5 separate regions of the Homo sapiens genome follow, and all the other regions are linked to region 1. The links are chromatin loops, found by intact Hi-C in ENCODE. Cell type or tissue: dorsolateral prefrontal cortex. All regions are shown on one strand.

Region 1 (5,000 bases):
GTGAAAACACAGGAGCATATGTACAGGTTTATGTAAGTAACATCACACTTTCATCCTGGAAAATGTTTGTAAATCTACCAAAGAAAGAATCAACACATGCAAAGAATCCCTTTGATTTTTAGGAGATGCCTGCTGAAGTATTTAGAGGTATAGTGTCATCGTGTCTGCAACTTATTTTTAAATAGTTCAAAATTTTAAAACAGCAAATTTTAAGTAGAAAAGGAGATAAAACAAATGTGACAAAATGTTAAAAAGTGAATATGTAGGCTGGGCACGGTGGCTCACGCCTGTAATCCCAGCACTTTGGGAGGCCGAGGTGGGCAGATCACTTGAGGTCAGGAGTTCAAGACCAACCTGGTCAACGTGGTGAAAACCTCATCTCTAGAACACCCCATCCACTAAAAATACAAAAATTAGCTGGACGTGATGGCGGGCGCCTGTTATCCCAGCTACTTGGGAGGCTAAGACAGGAGAATCACTTGAACCCAGGAGGTGGAGGTTGCAGTGAGCAGAGATCATGACATTGCACTCCAGCCTGGGTGGCAAGAGTGAAATTCCATCTCAAAAAGAAAAAAAAAGTGAATATGTATAAGAGGTATAGTTACCTTCCTCTAGGAAGGAGGAAGATAGATAAGGAGGCTTCCGGGATGCCAGTAAGGTTCTATTTCTTTTTCTTTCTTTTTTTTTTAAAGTTCTATTCCAATAAGCCTTTTGCACTCCTAATGTTCTATTTGTTGATCTGGGTTGTGGGAACACGCACACTTTCCTTTCAAGCTGTGTACATGATTTGTGCAAATTTCCGTATTTTTTTTTTTACCACAAAGAAAATATTAAGGAATCCATTTTATAAAGGTAACTACACTTCAAAAATAGTTTACATATAGACATAACTTTTTTCTTTTTTTTTTTTTTAAGTAAAGCAGGGGAAAAATTGTTTTAGTGGTGACCAAAGGTTTTAAAATACCTGGGGCTATGTCTGGATACCAGGTTTATTCAACAATCTAGCACTTTGCAGTGTAAACTAACCTTGGTCAACAACGAGAACTGGTATTATGATCTCAGTTCATACCACATAATGAATACAAGTCTCTCCCCTCATCTCCCCAGTGTTCCAATCCACCCCTCTTCCTAGGTAACCCTTCTTCCTACCAATTCTCATCCTTTGTCAGTCTTCTTCCTACCCATCCTTTTCCATTTTTGTACCTCGAAGTGTAGGGTGAGTCACTAAACACCACATCACACCCCCTCAAACACTTGCTCACTCACAACGTCTTCCAAATGCCAAACAGATCCTTTTCTCCTCTCTCCCCTCCCTTGCCAGAGCCACTTGCTGTTCTGTTTCCGGTCTATTTCCAGGGGAGGGGGGCAGACTGCAGATAGACATGGGTACTTGCTTCATTTTGCCAAAAAAAGAAAGAAAGAAAAAGTACTAGCTAGCACTTGTCCAACTAAATTGCAGAGGAACTAGCTGTCAAGGAGCTCACCGCAAATCCCTATGGATTTGAAAATCTCTTTAACCTGACTCTCCCATTCGGTCCCTAATAAATAAATAAATAAATAATCTTAGGATGGGAAAATCAGGGACAAAGATGTCTGGATCTGAGAGGTCGCGGGGTGGTTTCGTGAAAAGCAGTGGTGCACCAAGAAGAGGCTGGAGAGGACGGACAGAGCAGCTGCTCCAGGGCCCTTCCTGGCGGGCCGGACAGAGTTGGAGACAGGGGAGAGGGGGGCCCCTGCTGGACACAGGCTGAAGGGGGCCCAGGAGGTTGGGGTTAAAAGGGAAGGGTGAGCTTGGGGTGAGGAAGCGGCAGACTAACGGCGGCCCCGGACCACCACTGGGGAGACGACTGCGGCAAGGCGGGAATAGGGACAGCCGGGCCGGGAAGGGGAGGTTCGGCGGGAGCCGGGGGAGAGGAGGCCCGGGCCGCGCGCCCACCTGAGAGTAGGAGCACTTCTCGGAGTCGCTGCCGCCCAGGACAGCGCACGCCTCATTCTCCAGCTCCTCGTCCTCCTCAAGGACGTCGACCAACGATACCACGGGCTCCAGCTCCGACTGCCGCCCAGCGGCGCCCTCGGCTCCGGCCATCCTCAACTGTCAGCCGAACAGCGGCTCGGCCCCGGCGGAGGCGGGAAAAGCGGCCGTGAGGGGCGTAGCCGGAGGAGGTGGGGCCCGAGTGCCAGGAACCAATGACAAGGAAAAAAAGCGAAGGAAGGGGGAGGAGCGACTTCCGACAAACGGATGTCACTCCTCTCCCTTCTCCCGCCTGCGCCGGACGCGGGCTGATTTCCGCCTCCGGGTGGCGCTTCCCGGTGTCGTGTTCTGGAAGCTTAGCGGTCACCATGGAGCTGCTGGGAGAGTACGTCGGGCAGGAAGGGAAGCCGCAGAAGCTGCGGGTGTCCTGTGAGGCGCCGGGTGACGGCGACCCTTTCCAGGGCCTGTTGTCTGGCGTGGCCCAGATGAAGGACATGGTAACGGAATTATTCGACCCTCTGGTACAGGGGGAAGTGCAGCACCGGGTGGCGGCGGCTCCAGACGAGGACTTGGACGGTGAGCTCTGAGACGGTGCTGCAGTGACCGGAGGACGGGGCGGGCGCCCAGGGGAAATTGGCTTGGGGAGCCCGTGTAGAGTGGCAGACTTGGACAAAGTGAGCCTCGAGGAAAGAAGAATTGCATCTAAAAATTTTTGGCGGGCTAGGCGAAGTGGGGCTCACGCCTGTAATCCCAGCACTTTGGGAGGGCGAGGCAGGAGGATCACTTGAGGTCAGGAGTTCCAGAACAGCCAGGGCAACATATCGAGACCCCGTTTCTATTATTATTTTTAAAATAATTTAAAAAATAAAAATTGTTGGCATTTATCACTATATTTATTTGGGCTGCTTCTACTCAAGCGTTTCCACAACTCATCGCTATTTCGTTTATTTCACAAAAAAACGTGTCGAATGCCTACTATTATGTGCCAAACCCTGAGCTGAGCCCTGGAGGAAGAATGAGGTGAATGCGACTCAGTTCCTGCCCTTGTGAAACACAAGGGGACTAGACAGGCAGACACTCTTATTAAAAGTGGAAGTGGTCCGGGCTGGTGGCTCACGCCTGTAATCCCTGCACTTTGGGAGACCGAGGCAGGCAGATCACGAGGTCAGGAGTTCGAGACAAGCCTGGCCAATATGGTGAAACCCTGTCTCTACTAAAAATACAAAAATTAGCTGGGCGTGGTGGCATGCTCCTGTAGTCCCAGCTACTCTACTCGGGAGGCTGAGGCAGAAGAATCGCTTGAACCCTGGAGGCAGAGGGTGCAGTGAGCCGAGATCGCGCCACTGCACTCTATCGTGGGCGACAGAGCGAGACTCCGTCTCAAAAAAAAAGAAAAAAAAAGTGAAAGTGGTTCTGTGGTCCTCTGTAACTGTTGCAAACCCAGACACCCTAGGAAGTCTTCAGAAAGGATAAGACTTTTGAGCTGGGTGTTGAATAAAAAGGAGTTTTATCAGGTGTGAAACTACAGACATACTTGGAAGAGTACAATCTATCGCAGAGTAGGAACAGGTTCCAAAGACTGGGACAGACTTCATTTTATCACGTATTAACTCCCAGAGACTCCCTTGCCTTTCCAGTTTTGTAGGTGCAGTTTGAAAGTAGAAACATGAAGTTTAACTGCATTATTTTTAAAAAATTGCCTCGAATGCAGAAATAGGCAGGTACTTTTTTTTTTTTTTGAGATGGAGTCTAGCTCTGTCACTCAGGCTTGAGTGCAGTGGCACAACCTTGGCTCACTGCAACCTCTCCCTCCCCGGTTCAAGCGATTCTCCTGTCTCAGCCTCCGGAGTAACTGGGATTACAGGCACCCGCCCCCACTCCCAGCTAATTTTGTATTTTTAGTAGAGACAGGGTTTCACTGTGTTGGCCAGGCTGGTCCCGAACTCCTGACCTCGTGATCCACCCGCCTCAGCCTCCCAGAGTGCTGGGATTACAGGCGTGAGCCACCACACCTGGCCAGGCAGGTACATTTTAACCGTCCTGAGCTGAAAAACCCAAGAACTAGATATTAGAGTCAGGATTTACAATTATGTAAGAAGAGCTTAAACTGTACTTTCCTTCCATCTTGGGAAATACATCTTGATAATATGGATGTTGGCTATAATCAAAAAGAACAATAACAAGTGTTGGCTGGAATGTGAAGAAATTGGAGACCTTGTACATTGTTGGTGGAAATGTAAAACAGTGTAACCACTGGGAAAAAGAGTTTGGTAGCTCCTCAAAAAGTTGACATGAAGTTACCATATGACCCAGCAGTTCCACTGGTAGTCCTCCCAAGAAAACTGGAAACGTATGTTCACACAAAAACTTACGCATGAATGTTGATAACAGCAGCATTTATAGTAGCTAAAACGTGGAAACAACAATTGGCTGGGCTTGGTGTTGCGCCTTTAGGAGGTGGGAGGATCATGTGAACCCAAGAGTTTGAAGCTGCAGTGGGCTGATTGCTCCACTGCACTCCAGCCTGGAGGACAGAGTGAGGCCTCATCTCTTCATCTCTAAAAATGATAATTTTAAAAAATAGAAATAATGCAAATATCCATCAACCGATGAGTGCATTAACAAAATGTGGTATATCCATACAATGGACTATTATTAGCAATAAAAAGTAATGAAGTATTAACATGTGCTACAACATGAATGAACCTTGAAAACATTATGCTAAGTGAGAGCCAGACACAAAAGGGTACATGTTGCATGATTTTGTTTATATGAATGTACAGAATAGGCAAATCCATAGAGATAGAGTAGATTAGTGAGCCAGGTGCAGTGGTGGGCACCTGTAGTCCCAGCTACTCTAGAGGCTGAGACAGGAGGATCACTTGAACCTGGGAGTTTGAGTCTAGCTGGGCAACATAGCAAGACCCTATCTCTAATAAGGGGGAAAAAAAGTAGATTAGTGGTTGCCGAAGGCTGAGGGGAATGGAAAGCGACTGCTAATGGGCATATCATTTCTCTTTGGAGTGAT
Region 2 (5,000 bases), 330 kb before region 1:
AACTCTTTCAAAATTATTTTATCCACCTGAAAGAGTAGATTTCCGCTACAGCTCCTCTGTCCTTGTCGCATTCAAGGACAGGTAGATGCTGCATTCAAAGACAGAGACTGTGCTGTGCCAAAGTGATGGCCTCAAGCCAGGCCTTCCCATGCCCACCGGCACTCTGTGAAGACCACAGGGACATACACAGCCAGAACCCTTCGTAGAGTCAGCATTGACATCAACCGCAGGAAGGGAACCGCAAATGAAGTGATGGGAACGAGAAAAGTGGTGGAGCGTAAGACATTTCCAAGTTCAGGGGTGGTACTGTTCAAGCTGCCCTGGCGGGAGGCAGAGGAGTGAGGCAGCACCCACATGAAGCTATTGGAGACGTGCCCCAAGCCTATGAGAGATGCGACCACCACATAGTCAATGTCTCTTTCAATAGTGCTTGTGAAGATGTGAACACCCCCAAGGGGGCGTTAGACTCTAAGGCTTTATGAACTCAGAGCTTGTGAGAGGAGGGAGATAAAATAATGAATTAATCTGTCTTCACCTAGAATTTAAAGGGAAAATATTGAGCTCAGGACAGTCCTTCCAGCCAGCATAGGATTCTCAAGGTAAGAAAAAGTTTCAAGGCAAACATCAAATCCAGGGCCCTATCAGGAAAATGTGGTCTCAGTAGGAAAAAAATGATAGCAAGGGCTCGAATATAAAACCCTTTGTTAAGAACTCAGAATTTAATATGGTACACCATTGACTCTTTTAGATAGACAAAAAAAAAAAAAAAAAAAAGCCGGGGGTGGGTGGGGGGTGCCTTCTAAGGATCTTAAGGGCATACCTCAGCATCCACTTCATTCAACAATAAGGGTTCTAAGAATCGTAAGTCATCATTCCCAGGAGCCTCATAGAGAGCATAAGGTGTAGAAGGACTTATCCCAAAGAGGTTTGTGCATTTGACTCACGTTTAATGAAGCAGGTTTATAAATTGAGACATAAGAGCCCATGTTTTTAATGGAATTATACCATTGTAGATTGAAAGGGACAGAGACAGCCCAAAAAAGAAGATGTTTTGGGATTTCCAAACTTCTATAAGCAAAAAATAGGCTGATAAAACTACTTAGCTGTAAATGACAGGCTACTTTTTATGAGAAGGAAAAGATGGGCATCTCCCAGAGGGTGGGGCCTAGAGCCAAAGAGACCAGCTCCCAGGAAGCAGGACTCGCACCTAACTAAGGAACAAGTGACATGTGCCCTGTGACTTTCAGAATTTCTAAGGACTCCAGATACTCCATAAGAAATTACTCAAAATTTAGCGGCATAAAACAGCAACATTTAATTATGTTCATAGGCTCTGTGGATCAGAGATTCGGACATGACTACCTTCCTCTCATTTCCTCACTTTTTACATGAGTCTCTACTGCAGTAATCCTACCCCTGTATCACTATTGCATGTTAGCTGTGCAGGATGCAGATAACATTTCTTTCATTCACAAGTATTCAAAGCAAAAGGAAGAATACTTAAGGAGCCAAGCCCAAAAAGCCTCATCTACACCTGAACTTGATTTTGATGAGAAGATCTTGGACCTCCAGTCAGGATTTTGCAAGTGGAAAGAATGTAAATAATCTGTGACCAGAGGCGGGTTCTCCACACTCCTCCCATCAAGAAGTCAAGGATAGTTTCCCTCCCCTTGAATCTGGATGGGCTTGCAACTGCTTCAACCAATATAGCATGACAGAAATGATGCTTATAAAAGGACACGCAGCTTCCACTTGCTGCCTTGAGATGTTCTCTCTTCAGAAACTTCCTCATTAGATACTCCTCCCAGATCTCTGCCAGGATGCCATGAGACAGCCAAGCCACAGGGAGAGACCATGTTTCAGTCTTGAGTCAATGGCGCTGGCTTAGCCTAGTCTTCAAGTCACCCCATCCCAGAGCCCAAACGTATGATCTAGAAACCTCTAGATAATTAAAACCCTCAGCATTCAAGTCTTCCCAGATGAAGCCCCAAACATCATCAAACAGAGACAAGCTATCTCCATCATGCCCTGTCCGAATCTCTGATCCACAGAGTCTATGAACATAACTAAATGTTGCTGTTTTACGATGTAAATTTTGAGCAATTTCTTATGGAGTATCTGGATACACTGCATATGATAATATCTGGAATACCGACTAAAAGTCAACCTGCTTTATTACCACATGCCATCAATTCTAAACAATGTCAGCAATAAAATACATTTCCCCAAAAATAATCTTCAGTTGATCGAAGTTCTAAATAATTGCTAGGATTCCTACTAAGTTTTGATAATATATTTGAAAGGCCTCAACCCATGTGGATTCAGCTCATTCATTTCCAAACTAAACTAGAGAGGCTTCCCTTAGATGGAGATTCAGCTGGACATGTTTTCAAATGTTCACTCCAACCACTTTGCTTCACTGCTTTGAATTTTAAACACATAGAAATAACTCCAAGTGGTCTCACAAAATCACAGAATTGAAATAATCAAGGTCTGTCTCTTCATCTTTCCAATCACGATGCTATCATTGCTTATTTCAAATATACCATTCAGGGAATATGCAGTACAAAGAGGTAGAATACAAACTACCCAGGGCAAGCTCATACAATTCTGAACTGTTATGAACTTAATGGAAATTCTCCAAATTAATGTCTGTGTAAAACACAATGTTTATTAAAGGATAAGCAATAAAAATGTGCTAATTTGAAGCTTGTTACTAAAAATAAGTTTGTCATATAAAGAGGGAAGTGTTAAAAAATGATCTACCCTGGGTGTCAAATATGTTACGTATGTCCCCAGAGCCAAAACATGCTGATTTAGAAAATAGAACTGTTTGAAATCCTGGTCCCACAAGCTTAGAAACGATTCTCAAAGTAAGAATGGCCTCAGGATAAAGATCAAAGGAAGAATATGGTCTATGACTCTAAGATCCTTTGTTAAGGCTTCAGAAAGTTATAAGGCGATGTCTAATTGAGGCTCTCAGCTATAACAGGGCTTCTAATAATTTTAAGGGCACACTGAAACGCCCAAAATATAGGAAGGACTGCCTCAAAAATCATTATAGATGTGGCTTTGGGGGCTCAGGACCCCAATGAGATTCACTAAAAATCCACAAAGTTTTTAAGAAAGTCATACTAGCAAAAGCACCACCAGCTAAAACTAAAGAGACGCAGTTCTAAATGAAAAGAGATATATGGGACCCTAACTCCTACATGCACGAAGCAGATTGAGAAAGTTACTCAGCTGCAACATGGACCATTTCTTATTGAAAAGAAAAGATGTCTCAGAGAGTGGAGCCAAGAGCTCAGGAGGACAAGAACAGATTAGGGAACTATTTCTAGGAAACAAAACCAGATCATAATCAAGGCATGTATGCTATTCCTGGAGACAGAGGAACTGTTGATGTGTTTATGGCTGGAGCTGCTATAGACCAATGACTGCTATCTGCTTTCCCTTCCTCTTTTTGAACAGAAGCTTATTGCTATGATCCTGTCCCTGTCTCAACATTGTGTCTTGGGTGCAGAGAGGGAAGATAACTTTCCTTCTTAGTTCACAGGACTCTGAATCAAGAGAATCAGTTACCAAGAAGTTTAATCAGTGACATATCACATGCAGATCACAAGATACTAGACTTTAAGCCTGAAGCCATAAATGAATAAGACTTGTGGAGGTCATATAAAATGGTGAGCATATTTTGCATATGGAAAGAAGGTAAATAATTATGTCCAAAGGACAGATTGTGGTAGATTAAATGTGACCATAAAATTCTTGCCAATCCTTCAATAACCACAAAGATCCTATTTCTCCACTCTTTGAATCTGGGCCGGCCTTGGAACTTGCTTTGACCTGTTGAATGCTACAGAAATGATGCTGTGTGACTTCTGAGAGGCCTTGAGTGAGTGAGGCTCTCTCACTCTCTCAGAAGACTGCCACCTGTGAACAAGTCCAGCCTAGCCCCTGGACGATGAGACATCATGTGGAAAGAGAGGCCCAGACACCCCACCCATCTCACCATTCCAGCCATCCCAGCTTAGCCCCAGATATGGGAGTGAGACCATCTGGGGCCAGCCAATTCCAGCTTACCCACCAACTGACTGCAAATACATGAGTGAGCCTAGAGTAATTTATCAAAAGAACTGCTTAGCTGAGCTGAGCATAGGACAAATTGCCAATCCACAGAATTGTGATTAAATAATTGGTTGCCATATGAGACACTATGTTTTCAGATGGTTTGTTATGCATCCATAGATAACTGAGACAGCCCTCCAATATACCTACTCACAATCAACATCCCAAAAAGTTTAAATGATGTGTGCAAGGTCCACATAGGTAGGAGGGAACAGAACTGGCCAGAGTCCAAGAATCTCAACCAACTAGTCAAAAATTCTTTTTTATGACATCATACTGCCTCCTCTTACTCTTTTCAATTATTAAAACAAGAAGAGAAGATGGAGGTGGTTTAGAGAAACTATTATTAAAAAAAAACTAAAGGAAATATTAAAGGAAGAATCTTTAGCTACATGTATTGTTCAACTTACACATAAATACTTTCCATATACAGTCAGTCTGGGTATGTTTTTCACACATACAAATTGGACTATTTGCACTCCACTTCAAAACAATTGAGATTTCTAGCATACAAGATATATCCTTAACTAAAGTTAAGTACCATAAATTGCAGTATAATTCAAACCTTTTTCTAATTGGACTCCTATCCCAGAATTACACATAGGCTTTTATTGCAAATTACTGAACAAAAGCATTGTGCATAAGATGGGTGAGCAAAAGCAGAAATGGAAATAGAGACCATTTGGATGTAGCAATCTTGCATGCTAAATTATTTCCTTTACCCCTCCACAAATACAATGGCATGCATATACTGGAAACCACGGTGCAGAAATGAGGCAGATGTCAATAAATGAATTTACATACAAACACAATAAATCATGCCCCAACGACACAAATGGTTTGCTCTTACCTTTTTCTGACATATAGCAGAT
Region 3 (5,000 bases), 180 kb before region 1:
AATGCAATCTACAGATTCAATGCAATCCCTATCAAAATACCAATGATAGTCTTCACAGAAATAGAAAAAACAATTCTAAAATTTATATGGAACCATAAAAGAATAGCCAAAGCTATCCTAAGCAAAAACAAAACTGAAGGAATCACATTACCTGACTTATACACTACAGAGCTATAGTAACCAAAGTGGCATGGTACTGGCATAAAAAGAGACATGTAGACCAGTGGAATAGAAGAGAGAACCTAGAGATAAATTCATACATCTACAATGAACTCATTTTTGACAAAGGTGCCAAGAACATACATTGGGGAAAAGGCAGTCTCTTCAATAAATGGTGCTTGGAGAAATGGATATCCACATGCAAGAGAATGAAACTAGACTCCTACTTCTTACCATACACAAAAATCAAATCAAAATAAACTCAGGACTTAAATCTAAGACCTCAAACTATGAAACTACTAAGAGAAAACATTAGAGAAACTCTCTAGGACATTAAGTGATGTCCCACAGGCACAGGCAACCAAGGCAAAAATGGACAAATGAGATCACATCAAGTTAAAAAGCTTCTGCACAGCAAAGGACACAATCAACAAAGCAAAGAGACAACCCACAGAATGGGAGAAAATATTTGCAAACTACTCATTTGACAAGGGATTCAGAGCCAGAATATATAATGAGTTCAAACAACTCTATAGGAAAAACATCTAATAATCCAATTTAAAATGGGCAAAAGATCTGAATAGACATTTCTCCAAAGAAAACATACAAATGGTAAACAGGAGTATTGAAAAGGTGCTCAACGTCACTGATCATCAGAGAAATGCAAATCAAAACTACAATGAGCTATTATCTCACCCCAGTTAAAATGGCTTCTATCCAAAAGTTAGACAATAACAAATGCTGGAGAGGATGTGGAGAAAAGGGAACCCTTGTACACTGTTGGTGGGAATGTAAATTAGTACAACCACTATGGAGAACAGTTTGGAGGTTCCTCAAAAAACTAAAAACAGAGCTACCATTTGATCCAGCAATCCCACTCCTTAGGTATATACCCAAAAGAAAGGAAACAAGTAAATCTAAGAGATATCTGCACTCCCATGTTATTGCAGCACTATTCATAAGATCCATTTGGAAGCAACCTAAGGGTCCATCAACAGATGAGAGATTGTATTAGTCCATTTTCATGCTGCTGATAAATGCATACCCAAGACTGGGCAATTTACAAAAGAAAGAGGTTTATTGGACTTACAGTTCCACATGGCTGGGGAGGCCTCACAATCATGGCAGAAGGTAAAAGGCAAGGAGGAGCAAGTCACATCTTACATGGATGGTGGCAGACAGAGTTTGTGCAGGGAAACTCATGTTTTTTGAAACCATCAGATCTCATGAGACTCATTCACTATCATGAGAACAGCACAGGAAGGACCCAGCCCCGTAATTCAATCACCTCCCACTGAGTTCCTCCCATGACACATGGGAATTGTGCGTGTTACAATTCTAGATGAGATTTCGGTGGGGACACAGGTGTGAGCCACCGTGCCCAGCCTAAGTTTTTTTTAAGTACTTGCCACAGCCAACCCAGCCTTCTGCAACCACCACCCTGATTAGTCAGCAGTCATCAACATCAAGGCAACACCAGCAGAGAGTACACCTTGCTGTAGGTTCATATGATCATTCATATTATTTAGCAATAAAGTATTTTTAAATTAAGATATGCATATTGTTTTTTAGACATAATGCTATTGTGCAGTTAACAGACTATCGCATAGCGTAAACCTACCTTTCATATGTACTGGAAAGCCAAAAAATGTATGTGACTCATTTTATTGCTATATTTGCTTTATTGCAAGGGTCTGGAATGGAACCCACAATACCTTCAGGGTATGCCTGTAGATTATTAGACAACATTTTTTCTACTTGTCTTCCCTACCCACCCATAACCATTTTCTTCAACAACCCCAGCTCCCACTTCTCCCCATCTTCTTCTGAAGAAAGAAAATGAAAACTACACTTCAGGTGCAAAGTAGGCCATGGTGAATGCTAAGCTGAGAATGAACCCACAATCTCTCTCACAAAATTATATGACCATGAGAAAGACCCAAAACGGTCCCAGTATATGAAAGTTAATTCCTCTAAGACGTCTTTCAAGACCAGTTCAAATGACACACCCTCCATAAAGGAAGAGGTTCTACTTGATTTTCTATCCCAGCTAAATATTCTTTCTTTAGCCTTTCAGATAATAAGCCATTTTATTCCCATTCTTTTATAATATTTATCATATTCTATCTTAAATTCTAAAATAAAACTGGGAGATTAGACATTCTACCTTGTCTAGTCTGCTATTTTATTTTAGGTTAGTGACAGACTTTTTGTATCCTCATGGAGTGTAAAGTATTTTGGTACATGCATTAGATCAATCAGTATTTAATATTGATGCGGCAGTGGTAACTCTTCTTACTAACTGATGAGGAGGAAGATAAAATGGATGGAATCTGGAATCAGAACACATGGATTCCAGAACCGACTCTACCACTCACTAAATATGGACCTTGGGCAAGTCATTTAACCTCTCAGAGCCTCAATTTCTTCATCTGCATCTGCATCTGTCTTACTCATTTTTATATCTTCAGGTGCTGGGCACCAAGAAGGTACTCATTAAATACTGAGTAAATGAATAAAAAAATTATGCAAAAATAGTATGCAAACTATTAACGATTGGCATGCAATTTATTAAGCCCTATTTTGTAGGGACTATACATATATTCCTGAGGAAGGGAAGGAATATAATAATAATCTTCCTCTGGAATATATACACAGTCCTTTCTGCCATGTAAGGTAACATCTTGACATCTTGACAGGTCCTGAAGATTCAGACCTGGACATCTTTGGGGAGTGGGAAGGCAAGCATGATTTTGTCTACCACATACTCTTACACATTCAGAATAAGAAAATAGTGTTCTTTTCTTCTCAAAGCTGCTCTGAAGTTCATTTTTAAAACCAAGGCATGGAACAGGGTGGGTGGAAATATCTCAGGCAATTTGCAGCCTCCTGAGATATGTGGGTTACACTTGGCCAGTAATAAATCTCCCCATCAGAGGCACATCTATTACATACCTTGTATTATTAGGAACCAGAAGATAAATAGATACAGATACAGACACTGAATTCTGAATTCGGAAATTAATAATATGTCCAGTTCAGGGAATTTTTAAAATATCTTAACTTCATTTAAAGTTTCTCCTTTCCTCCAGAAAGGCAGCATGGTTGGTCTTTTTAGTTTCCAGCTTAGCTTGTCTATTCCTCCTCCCTTACTAGTTCACACTTGGCTTTCCTAAGACTGAAAGCTTGAGGGAGGGCCAGGCTGATAAGAGTCAAGGTGAAAGAAAGGTCTTATTTGACTCATACTCTTTTGTAAATCTACCTCTAAAGCTCTCTGACCATGGCAAGTGTTTAAAGCTGACACTTCCTCTAGAGGACACTTTTGTCTTTCTTTGAAGTTCATACACCAGCAGTTCCCGTGACACATGCAAATATATCTCTTCTGGAATGTTCTCCTAGCATTCTACTCTTAGGAATCTGGGAGTATACCTCCTCTTCTTCCCACTGAAGTATTCTCAACTCTCTAGATGATGTTTTTAGGCAGACTCTTAAGACAATCCCATCTGTCTCTTCCTCTTGCTCCAGAAGCCCTCATCTGGCCTACCAGTAGCACGCTTCTTGAGCACTATTGGTGGGAATGTTGCTATTTTCCAAACCCAGCTCACTCTTCATCAAAAGCCCTGACAGGGCAGCTCCAGACACAGCCTGTCATCCTCTGGATGATTCAGCTGCATGAACCCCAAACCCTAGGACACATACATGAAGCTCCATGAGTGATTCCATTAAAGTTCCTCTCACTAGCCTTTAAATGAGGGAAAAGCACCCACACTCCTTCTGGGGGGAGTCACAACCCCAACATCCGTCATCAGATAATCCCATGATATTCCTAACAATACCTCTGGGCTTCTCTAATTTCTTTTATAGGCTAGAAGTAGTTCGTCAGCTAAAGATTACAAAACCAGCTTCCCTTTCAAATCTGCTTCATGATCTTCCATCTCACTTTAGAACTGGAACTAGTTAGTACCTTTATCTTGGGGTCTGGGCCAAAACTGAGGCAACATAATCAAACCATAACATTCCATTCCATGTATTTGTTTTTACAAAATTAATGTATTTCCTCTACTAAGAATAAAATTCCATATGGGACACATCCGTTTTGTTTATCACTGACTATCTAAAGCACTCAATAAATACTTACTAAATGACTGACAAATACTAACAAATCAGCAAAACTCCCTGGCTCTCAAAAACTCAGAAACTATATTAATTTCATACATTTGTATGCTATTTTCAGATTCCTCCAGAATATCTCTGCAGTGTGGCTATATATTACAATTTTGGCAAAAACATGAGTATAAGAGTCACCAGAAAAATCTATACACTGAATATAAAGTAAAACATTAAACAAGCATCTTTCATTCAATCCAACAAATATTGATTGAGTACCTTCTATATACCACAGACCACGCCAGGTACTAGTGTACAGTGATGAACAAAACAGCCAACATCTGGCCTTCATGGAGCTTATAGTCTAACAGGGGATGCACACAAACAAAGCTCTTACTGCAAAAGTTCAATTTCACATAAATATGGTGAAGAATATGCATAGGGTGTACTCATAGAAAATAAAAGAAGGAAGCAAGGAGACCACCTTAGAGTGGTCAAAGGGGATTTCTCCAAGCAAATGACATTTAAACTGAGACCTGAAGATAAGCAGTAGCCCTGTAGGATGTGGGAGGGGAGTGGAGAAGTCTCCCCGAGCAAAGGCTCTGACATGACCCTTAATCTGGGGAGGAAAGTGGGATGGGAAATGGGGGAAGGCAGTCTTCATACTTTTTACTACATATATGATCTTCATTTTTTACAACAAACATATATTAATGTGTCATTTTATAATGAAA
Region 4 (5,000 bases), 410 kb before region 1:
CACCTGATCAAAACAGAAAAAGCTAGTACTATTTTACTTGGAGATTTCACCATTTTTTCCCCTCATCCTTGGGCATACAATTGGCATAAATCATCATCACAATCCCAGCTCCACCAGGAGGGAAAACGAACTTTCTGGCCAAGTTTTTGTAAGGTTCGTTCTAATTTCAAAAACTGGAAAATTTACGAATGAAAGAAACCAAAATGGCAGTTTAAGATCTGATTTCCAAAATCGGGCTTCGGGATAATTCCTCAGCTCTGTTCATTTGTGCATAGGAGAGGGGATCATTTTTTGGCTGAGGCAGATCTAGGAAACTGTATTCAAATCGTGTGGAAGAGAAGCAAACATTTTGCAACAAATCAAATCAAGCAATGGCTCTCAAAGACGATCATGACATTAATGATGTATCTGTCGATTCACGTATATATATAAATGTGTATATATATATACTGTTTGTGCATACATATATATAAATCAACGGTATTAAAATGTGTAGTAACATAATAAAATTAAGATTTCACCCCAAACAAACGGTAGAGTACAACATTTCTGCATAAAATTACTAAGAGAAAAAATTCATACTTCTCTGAACATTCATCTCAACCGGCTGATATTTCACCATTTTGCTGCCGCCTATTCTTTTCAATCTTGCAAAAAAAGTTTGAGACTCTTTATTGCAGGGTCCAGTAGGTGTATCATGAATATCAGATTCATCAAAAACACTATCTTCTTCTAATTGGGGAGAGAAAGTCAAAATTACACTTAAGAGGTTATTCTCTCTTAGGCTGTGTCTACACAAGCATTTCAATGAAAGCATTATGGAACAAGGTCTGGGTTAGTTTCTGCACCAGCCCAAGTCTAGCCATGGGTTGGTATTTCATCCAGGCATCAAATTCTCCATCTATTGGACAGAGCAAGCTGTTACAAGATTGCCCATCACTTTTCACATGACAATTGGCAGCATTTTTAAGGAGAGGCTTCTTGAGAGTCCAATAGCGCCTTTTTGGGAAACTTTTCCAGTGTGCTTAACACCAGATGACACATAGATGTCAGCTACTTTTTCCAGGAGCCTGTGACACTGCTTGGACTTGTCTGCTTTGCGTGGATTTTCAGGCTGATTTGGCGAAAGGAAATTAAACAAAATGAGTGGATCTTGGGCTTTCCAAAAAAGAAAAAAAAATCTGCCTTTATGGGATTTGGTAACTGGCATAGACACAGCCTAACAGTACATGCACCTTATACGGTGTGAATGCAAAATACTGTACTCTACATTTGATAATGAGACACGCAACACACAGAAAAAGCTTAGAAAAGCCACTTGTCATCTCAAAAGCTCCACGAATGATTATGGACTGAAAGAGTAAACAAAGGAAAAAGAAAACAGAAAATAACATTTCCTCCTATTAAAGTAAGACTCTTCTCTGAGGCGCTTACCACGTGTAACTATTACGGATCTCATGAATCCCAGAAAGAATCTTTGACACTTATGATCCCTAATCCTACATAAACAAACCGGTCACTTTGAGTGCCTGTTGAACTTGTTTCTACGTCCTCCCTTCTACACCCATGTGGCCATTTTTAAATCCAAGATAAACCCCAAAATATGTTAATGAGGAAAGAGTTCATATGTTGCAACCCATAAAGTTTACTTAACCAATTTTCTTCTTTCGTCCTTTTGAAAGGCCAAAGCCACGTACAAAGTGGCAACAGAAAAGGCTACTAAAATGCATTTAATAGCATCATAATGAGTTTACCTACTATTCAAGTTGAATATCACTGAACTCATAATGTTTGGCCTGTATTTACATCTACCTATATGACAAATGAGGCTCAGGTGCGATTATGATTATTCAAGGTTTTTTTTAGCATAAGGGCAGTATATACATCAAGTTTTAAGGACTGACCCTGTTCTAATGCACAAAATTCTACAAGTAAATGAAACTTGAAGTAGTAAATTTTAGATGAAATAACCATACTAAACTTTTTAATTAAATAAAAATAAATGTTAATCAAAATGAATTTGTTTTTAAACCCAGTGAACTTCCACAAAGATGGGAATGCCTATCAAATTCCCATGTTTCTGGGGAAACGCAACACAATAATCTGTTTTACTTCTCTATTTCCTTTTTGGAAAAATATCCTTTGAAAAATGCAGTTTTTCCAACCAATAGTTACGTGACTTGCATTACATAACTTTGAAACAATTTTCAAAATGCATTGAACACTCAAGACTGAAAGACCACAAGATGGCGCCTCCCATCCAGAAAGGTTCATCAGGGTTTGGCCCAAACACTAAGCCCACGCTGAAAACATCCATAGCTTAACAGATCTCCCCAATTTGCCAGAGACTAAACCCTAAACTGGTAGACAAGATATTCTTTAGGAGGGATCTGAATGGTACCAGAACTTAAAGAACCTAGTTCTCGAGTTCCGTCTGTAGCCAAACTAGATTTTTGGAACTTTCAGCAATAACAAACAGGAACACTGGTACAATTTATACTTTTGAGGTATCTCCAGAGCAGTCCTACTAAAACAGACTCTACTAACCTCATAAAGGGTCAGTGGACACTTGGTTTTTTCCAAAGACTAGATTAAATGATGTCAATTTAAAATCTAGTCAGCCGTGACTTACACTAAAAACTAAAAATATACACCCTGGTTCTTCGTGTCTCACCTGAAAACAGGCTGCAATTTTACCCTAGCTAAAGTTGCATTCTACTGCCCCTTTTAGAAAAAGGTAGCAATAGAAAAAGTGTTGATAATGGAGATAGCTTACACCTATGCAGCAAAAATGTTTCATTTCCCTTGCCTTGAATCACTTTGTATTAAATTAAAAGTCTAGGAAAAAGCACTTCAGCAAACTTAGACTCCATTGAAACTCTATGAGCGCAAAGACCAGGGCAAACTAGAGACCTACAAAGAATGGCTCCACTGTGTGCCAACCAAGACTTATTTTATAGCCCAAAAACGAGATGCTTCTAACACGTAAGAAAAGGCTTACAAAGGCTCCTGATTCAAACAGCAGAAAATATCTTACAAAATATTATTTCTTATGATACAGGCTTTGGAAGCACATCATTTATTCCTCTTGAATGCTCAATTTCAAAGTTAAAGCAGCAACATTCATGGAAAGTTGGAAAATTAAGAAAGTGATTTTTTTTTTTACTCCAGAATGATATCTGGGAACACTCTTCTATCTCCTAAGAAAACATTGTCCAGAAATCTATTATGTATTGAAGCTAGGTTTGGGATAGAATTTAGATATGTACCTTTTTCTTTTTCGCTGTATCTGCTTATGTTACTGTTGTCACTGTACAAAGGTCCTGCCGTGGCATGGGGCTTGCAGCTATGATACTGCGCATTGAGTGTATTGACTGTTATGTGAATCAGATGCAGCAGGATCTTGCTGATATCACAGTCTCGGTATGGATACTGCCCAATGAAACGAGAGAGAAAAAGATAAATGGTTATTTTAGAGGGTAAGCTTTTCCACCTGATCTTGCTGGATACTTTTTGCAGTATCTCTTGGGGATAAATATATATATGAGAGAGAGAGAGAAGTAGAAACAAATTCTGCTCATGGCCTTATTTATTTGTTTAGTTAGAGACAGGGTCTCACTCTGTCACCCAGGTTGGAGTGCTGTGGCGTGATCATAGCAGCCTACCGGGCTCAGGTGATCCTCCCACCTCAGCCTCCCAAGTAGGTGGGACCAGGCACGTGCAACCATGCTTGGCTAATTTTTTGTAGAGATGGGATTTCACCATGTTGCTCAGGCTGGGCTCGAACTCCCGGAGTCAGGCAACCTACCCACCTCGGCCTCCCATAAGTGCTGGGATTACAGCAGTGAGCCACCACGCCCTCCCCCATGGCCTTATTTTTACAAGGGACCATATTCATTTCCTCCTTCACCAAACCACTGACAGCAATGCATGCCAGTTCATAGTTACATTTCTTTTCAAGAAAATTATCTGGCATAAACCTTTAGTGGATGAATACAATTTCAGATATCTTTTGTTTTCTGAAATAATAATACTTAGACAAAATACAAGACTGAGTATAAACAGAGGTTCTTGATCAGTAGCCTACCATTTATCATTCTTTGTTTTAAACATTTTTAGAGCATATATTAACAGGGCCTCCCATTTCTATTTTCATTTCAATAGCTCTTTGGTTCTTAACAGTAATTGCATATCCTGATCTTCCTTCTGAAGGTCAAACTTCTACAAAATTTTCAACTAAAGACTCAGGTGTTCTCCTAATGCTATATGCTCTCTAAGAGAACCATTGCATCCAAAACAGCAGTGACCACCCAGCTCACCTTGTAAAGGATGACAAGCAAGGCCTTCAACCACATCTGCCGGATGTGAGGCTTTAGGGACCAGAGGGAGCAACGAGGCGGCTGTTGGAAATAATGCCGGAGTTGAGGACAAGAGCAGTATTTGAGCACCTGAACCACTAAGGGGAGAAGGTGTTTTCCCAAGTTAATGTTATAGTCCATAACCTGAAATAGAAAAAATATTAATAACTGATGGAAAACTACAAAGAACACTCAGAGGTCAAAAGGAAAAATTTGAGCCATCCCAGTGGTTAAAATTTTTAACAGGCAAAATATTTAACAGGCATCCCACAGAATATTAAAAGTAATGGCTAGTACGCAAGAAGGAGGAAAAGTCCAACCTCACAAAAAATTTTTGAAACTTGTAAATGAAAATAGTTTTAATCTAATTAATTATTTGTTTCAGTACCTATTGAAAATAAAATTTTGTCCATTCAACTATTAACCAGAGTTAAACTAGACAATGAAGAAACCTAGTATTGGTAACCACCTGCAGAAATGGGAATTCCTAGACGACCGGCAATACTTGGTTCAATCTGAACCAAGTATTATACCAACCAAACTTGATACAATCTTTCAGGAGAACAATTTAGTAATATATATTCAGGAATAAGAAAAAGCACATGCCAGGTGCAGTGGCTCATGCCTGCAATCCCAGCACTT
Region 5 (5,000 bases), 340 kb before region 1:
CATTAACTGCTAACTCAATCAAGCAGAACAAGACTGAATTACATAGGACTGAATGATAAATGATTATAATTTGTATCGTTTTTTGTTTAGAACATTGCTAGTTTTTCAATCAATGTTCTGTTTTTCAGATACAAGGAACCCCTTTCTCTTTTCTCCTAAGCTATCTATAACTCACAATAATTTGGTAGATTTATACCTTTGTAAACAAACATGAAATATATCTTTTTTCTCTCTACTTGATTCCTCCAGAATTCAGAAGCTCTTATTGAATATTCCTATTTTCATAGCATTATAGCTATTTGCATAAGTTGAATAACAATCTGTTCTGCTTTTAACAGGACATAATTGGGAAACTTGGTTATGAAACCACCTTTGCAAAAATTATGACAGTGAGAAAATAATGACAGTGGAGGAGATCGGATCTAGCCAACCCCCCTCTTGCCTTTAGCATTTAAACTGCCAAACTAGCTTTGGGAGATATTTAGCTTATAGTTTAAATGATAGTAGCCCTTCTCCAAAATTCAAATGCCTTTCTAAAGAGACCACAAGGCTATGAGGAGGAAAGGAGCCTGAATTCAGCTAAGGTGTAGACATAAATGGTTGCCAGCTGTTATTCCAGAGGTCACAAGATATGCAGCTTCTCCAATTATTCCTGCGGATAACATCACTATGATAGAACCTAAGATTGGCCTTTTGAGATAGCTTTTCATGTTTTTTTGCATGTCTGACACCCATGGCTCCACCTGGAGCCATGTCCTCCTGTGTCCGCACCCATAATCAACTCAGCATAAGAGGACAGCTTCAACTCCCTATGATTTCATCTCCAACCCAACCATCAGCAGCAGCAAACATCCACTGCCTAGCCACCCCTACTCCTTCCTCCAAATTGACTTTGAGAAACCCCTAACCTACAAGCCTTTGATGAGACTGATTTGAGCAATAACTCAGTCTCTCGTGTGGCACGGCTGGCCTCATGTCAATTAAACTCTTTCTATACTCAATTCCGTGAATCGATGTTGTTTGTGCAGCAGGCAGGAAGAACCCATCAGGCAGTTACAGTTATATTACTAAGTCTTTGCAGAATGTCATATTTGTGAATTGCATGGAATCTGATATGACTAAACAGTTTTAAGGAACTAAGATTGACTTTATGGAGCCAGGGTTTTCAAAGCCCTCTTGGAAAAACAGATTCGATACCTGCATTACAGAATTCTCAGCCTTACAGATGAGTAAAAAAGGTCACTTCCTAGGAAACTTAGAATATTTGGGAGACCTCAAGGAGAAAGGAATTCACCCAAATCTATAAGTATTACAGATGAAATCTGGTGACAAGTTCTTGGCCTGACTTCTAGCATCAAGAAACCTCTAAAAGTCCAATCTGAGATTCCTTTTAAGAGTTCTGGCAATGCAAACTTTAAAAAGCCCTAAGTGGTCAATTACCATTCTTGCTGTGCTTGTGCAAATGATCAGACCAAATTTAAAGAGACTAATTTTGTAACCAAAAGTAATCTTACTTTGATTATTTTTGGTCAAAATGCAGGTGATTGTAAAGAGAAATTTTATGTTTTGATGAAAAACTATAACCCACCCTTGTGAGTGATCAGATTCTAGTCCTGTTCATCACCTTTGAGATAGTTTTCACCTCTTTGTAAACTAGATCCTTCTGTCTTGCCCATTTTGCCAGTAATTAACACTTCTAACTTTTCTCCTACCCACCTGACATGGCACCACTGAGAACTAAAACCTAACTTCCTAGATCATTATTAAGACTCTGGGTTATCTTGTTACAAAGCCCTAAAAGCTGAAGTGGGACAATATGATATAAAATTCAAAGGACTTATTGCTACAACAGTTTGGTCCACTCAGGAAGTTCACCAAACACTCACCTCTTCTCTGCTCTGCTCTGGAAAATAACCATAACTGTGACACCGATGTTCTCACTCCACCGTCTAAACATGCTTCAAGACCAACATCTAGACATCTTCTCAACTGTCTGCCCTCCGTACTCAAAACCTAGATTTATAATCTATCCCAACCATTAATCTGTGCTTTTCTGGTTCCTCATTCTATGCTCTTGTTCTCCTCTGCAGATCTCTTACCTCACAATTTCTAGCCTAAATCTTCCCTCTATAGAAATCAACCTAGCTTCTTTCATGTATGTTGAAACTTCAAGGGAAGTTTCAGATGAGGGAAATGTTATCCACCAAAACCCTACAGTTGGTATAAAGAGTATTTTAAAGTGAAAACATTTAAGCTAAAGAAGATGCAAAAAGAAATCTTAGCCGAACTTCCGTTATGTGACTCTAGCAGAGTCTCCAGAGAAAACCCTTCTGTTAACCCCCCCGAAAGGGAGTTTCCTGTGGATTCAGCTGCTGTGGAGATAGCCCAGTTCCTGCCCAGCTCCCATGGCATTAAAAAACCCAATGGAACCTTCCATACCTTCTCACTGAAGCCCTTAAGTAAACCTTTTGTTAAGTTTGATATATAAATCTTTTATTTCTGGCTATTCAGGAAGTAATTTATCCTTGAGATCTCCCACATGTACTCATAAATAAACTTTGTCTTCTCTCCAGTTAAACTGTTATCAGTTAATTTGCAGGCCCCAAAACATCTGCACCTAAGTTGGAATAAGAAAAGTTTTTCTCCCAACATAATCATTTCTTCTCATTTTCCAGAAGCATGTCACATCAATCCTTCACTATTCCAATAGACATAATAATAGAAAATATATCAACACAGGCAAAGAATGTCAGAAAATGGGAAATTTCCTTTAGGCAAAAATTCAATTTTCTAAGTGAGTCAGTAGGTGGCACCAAAGAAGAAAGAAGTACATCTCCATAAATGCACAGATCACTCTGAGTCCTGAAAATCCAATAAAAGTTACCCCTATAGATGGTCTGTGCTGTTTTATCCTTAAATGTCCTACTTTAGCACAGGTTTCTACTGAAAACTGCCTCAAGATCTCTTTGAAAGGAAATAAAAAATCACAAATAAAAATAACACTTAGAAAACACTTGGAAAAAAAATTTCACATATTACTGCCAAAACCTGATTCTGGACATCCACCTTTCTGGGTTAGATGCAAATTACATCATATTCAAAAAATATGGGCTGCTCACAGCAGCTCATGCCTGTATAATCCCAGCACTTTGGGAGGCTGAGGCAGAAAGATCGCTGGAGGCCAAGAGTCTGAGACCAGCCTGAGCAACATAGAGAGACCCCATCTCTACCAAAAAAATTTTTTTAATTAGATGGATGTGGTGATGCATGCCTGTAGTCTCTGAGGTGGGAGGATCTCTTGAGCCCAGGAGTTCAAAGCTGCTGTGAGTATGACTACACCACTGCGGTCCATCCTGGGTGACAAAGTGAGACCCTGTCTCAAAAAAAAAAAAAAGGAAAAAAGAAACATGGGTTCTTCTCAGATGTGATCCACTGAGGCAGAAGCAAGAGGATCAGCACAGAGAAATCTGTTCTTAAGTGAGAGGAATAGGTGCATTTTGTCTGACCCTGAACCTTTTTGGCATTTCAAATGGCAGGGCAGGGACTTCTACCATTAACCTGTATATATATATATACATGATTAAAAAAAGAAAAAAAGACATTTCCCCTATTTGAATGGTAATCTTTCCAAAGATTCTAAGCCAAAAGGGGACTGAGCTCTAGTAACCTCATAGAAAGGCTTTTTTGTTGTTGTTTCTTAATAAAAATATTTAGCTTCCCGGCTACTCCAGAGGCTGAGGCAGGAGGATCACTTGAGCCCAGGAGTTCAAGGCGGCCAGCCTGGGCGACATAGCAAGATCCCATTTCAAAAAAAAAAAAAATCAGCAATGTCGAGAAAGAATGGTCCCTTAAATTCTTAAAGATACCTCACAAATGCATCTTGCCATTCTTCCTCATCCCAAATCAACATCAAAGCAGCACATCATCCAAGATACAGTTACTAAATTCATTTAGCTATATTAATTAAAATAAGGAGAGATGTTCCTCCTCTGCAGACACTGATAATACCCACATGGCTAAGGCAGCACTTCTCCCCAAGTCCTCCTCTCTAACAAGGTGTGAGCTGTAGGCCTCCACTTACCCTGGCAAATTCCATGGGTTTAGGAAGAAGGCACATGACCATGACATCGAAGCGAACATCACATACGGTCTTCAGCCATTTGGTGACAAACTGAGGCTTCAGCTTTTCCACCAGACTTCCCACTTCATCATCCATCATATACGCAGTGGAGTGAAACCACTGAAACACCATGGCCACCAGCCGGGCCAAGCTTTCTGTAGGCGTGTTCTCACTGGGTGTGCAGAGGCTCACCTAGAAGTAGGTAGATTAGAACCTTGTTCGGCTTCCATCCATCTTTACAAAATTATTATAGGTGCATTAAGAGGCAAAAAATAAAAATAAAAAGATATCCCAGATAATCTGTTTGAAATAGGCAGTTTTAAAAATGGGGATCGCTTATCCAGAAACTGTGTTCCTTTCTACAGGGATAGATGGATTGCAACAACAATTTTCCCTCAAGATTTCACCTTCCAATTAAGCATTTTCTCCTACAAGGAATCTATTATATAATCTGCACCAGATAAATGCTTCTAAAAAGTTAGGTCAACAAAATGATATTTCATCAATATCCTCAATGAAAATAATGTATATACATTTCAGTTCTAAAATGATCATATTTTGCTAAGAATTGTGTATTAGTAATAATTCAGATACCTTGGAGTCCCCCCAATTCACTATCATAAATAGACTTTTTTTTTTTTTTTTTTTTTTTTGAGATGGAGTCTCCCTCTGTTGCCCAGGCTGGAGTGCAGTGGCGCGATCTCGGCTCACTGCAAGCTCCGCCTCCCGGGTTCACGCCATTCTCCTGCCTCAGCCTCCCGAGTAGCTGGGACTACAGGCGCTTGCCACCACACCCAGCTAATATTTTGTATTTTTAGTCGAGACAGGGTTTCACTGTGTTAGCCAGGATGGTCTCGATCTCCCGACCTCGTGATCTGCC

The links. Hi-C counts contacts between places; a loop is a spot of excess contacts. Peaks named below come from ENCODE experiments on the same cell type or tissue, not always from the same donor. Only the 100,000 strongest peaks of a DNase experiment are listed, where the experiment ranks them.
Region 2: it touches region 1 in a loop (2.7-fold over the local background); 17 of 110 quality-filtered maps call a loop at or near these places.
Region 3: a loop joins it to region 1, with 4 times the contacts of the local background. A loop is called at or near these places in 2 of 110 quality-filtered maps.
Region 4: it touches region 1 in a loop (3-fold over the local background); 22 of 110 quality-filtered maps call a loop at or near these places.
Region 5: it touches region 1 in a loop (5-fold over the local background); 17 of 110 quality-filtered maps call a loop at or near these places.

The regions. Positions count from the first base shown.
Region 1 is chr14:93,204,378-93,209,377 of GRCh38, reverse strand. It overlaps GON7 (GON7 subunit of KEOPS complex), which reads left to right and starts at 2,313. Exons shown (of 2, transcript NM_032490.5): 1 at 2,313-2,548. The coding sequence starts at 2,341. It overlaps UBR7 (ubiquitin protein ligase E3 component n-recognin 7), which reads right to left and starts at 2,122. Exons shown (of 11, transcript NM_175748.4): 1 at 1,937-2,122. The coding sequence starts at 2,086. RefSeq lists an enhancer at 2,217-3,076. In dorsolateral prefrontal cortex, CTCF peaks have their summits at 1,919 and 2,126; a DNase peak (open chromatin) is centred at 2,237; H3K4me3 peaks cover 3,366 bases; H3K27ac peaks cover 2,043 bases.
Region 2 is chr14:93,532,557-93,537,556 of GRCh38, reverse strand. UNC79 (unc-79 subunit of NALCN channel complex) reads right to left here. Exons shown (of 52, transcript NM_001395159.1): 11 at 4,979-5,000. Among named protein-coding and RNA genes, the nearest start is that of UNC79, 100 kb to the right of the region's middle. In dorsolateral prefrontal cortex, no CTCF peak of the experiment used is centred here; no DNase peak of the experiment used is centred here.
Region 3 is chr14:93,380,256-93,385,255 of GRCh38, reverse strand. It overlaps a transcript of UNC79 not described here. Among named protein-coding and RNA genes, the nearest start is that of COX8C, 36 kb to the right of the region's middle. In dorsolateral prefrontal cortex, no CTCF peak of the experiment used is centred here; no DNase peak of the experiment used is centred here; H3K4me3 peaks cover 1,126 bases; H3K27ac peaks cover 1,971 bases.
Region 4 is chr14:93,616,624-93,621,623 of GRCh38, reverse strand. It overlaps UNC79 (unc-79 subunit of NALCN channel complex), which reads right to left. Exons shown (of 52, transcript NM_001395159.1): 29 at 4,320-4,502; 30 at 3,270-3,432; 31 at 583-732; 32 at 1-3. Among named protein-coding and RNA genes, the nearest start is that of PRIMA1, 170 kb to the left of the region's middle. In dorsolateral prefrontal cortex, CTCF peaks have their summits at 2,052 and 2,252 (motif pointing right); a DNase peak (open chromatin) is centred at 2,263.
Region 5 is chr14:93,541,778-93,546,777 of GRCh38, reverse strand. UNC79 (unc-79 subunit of NALCN channel complex) reads right to left here. Exons shown (of 52, transcript NM_001395159.1): 14 at 4,082-4,312. Among named protein-coding and RNA genes, the nearest start is that of UNC79, 110 kb to the right of the region's middle. In dorsolateral prefrontal cortex, a CTCF peak has its summit at 2,835 (motif pointing right); no DNase peak of the experiment used is centred here.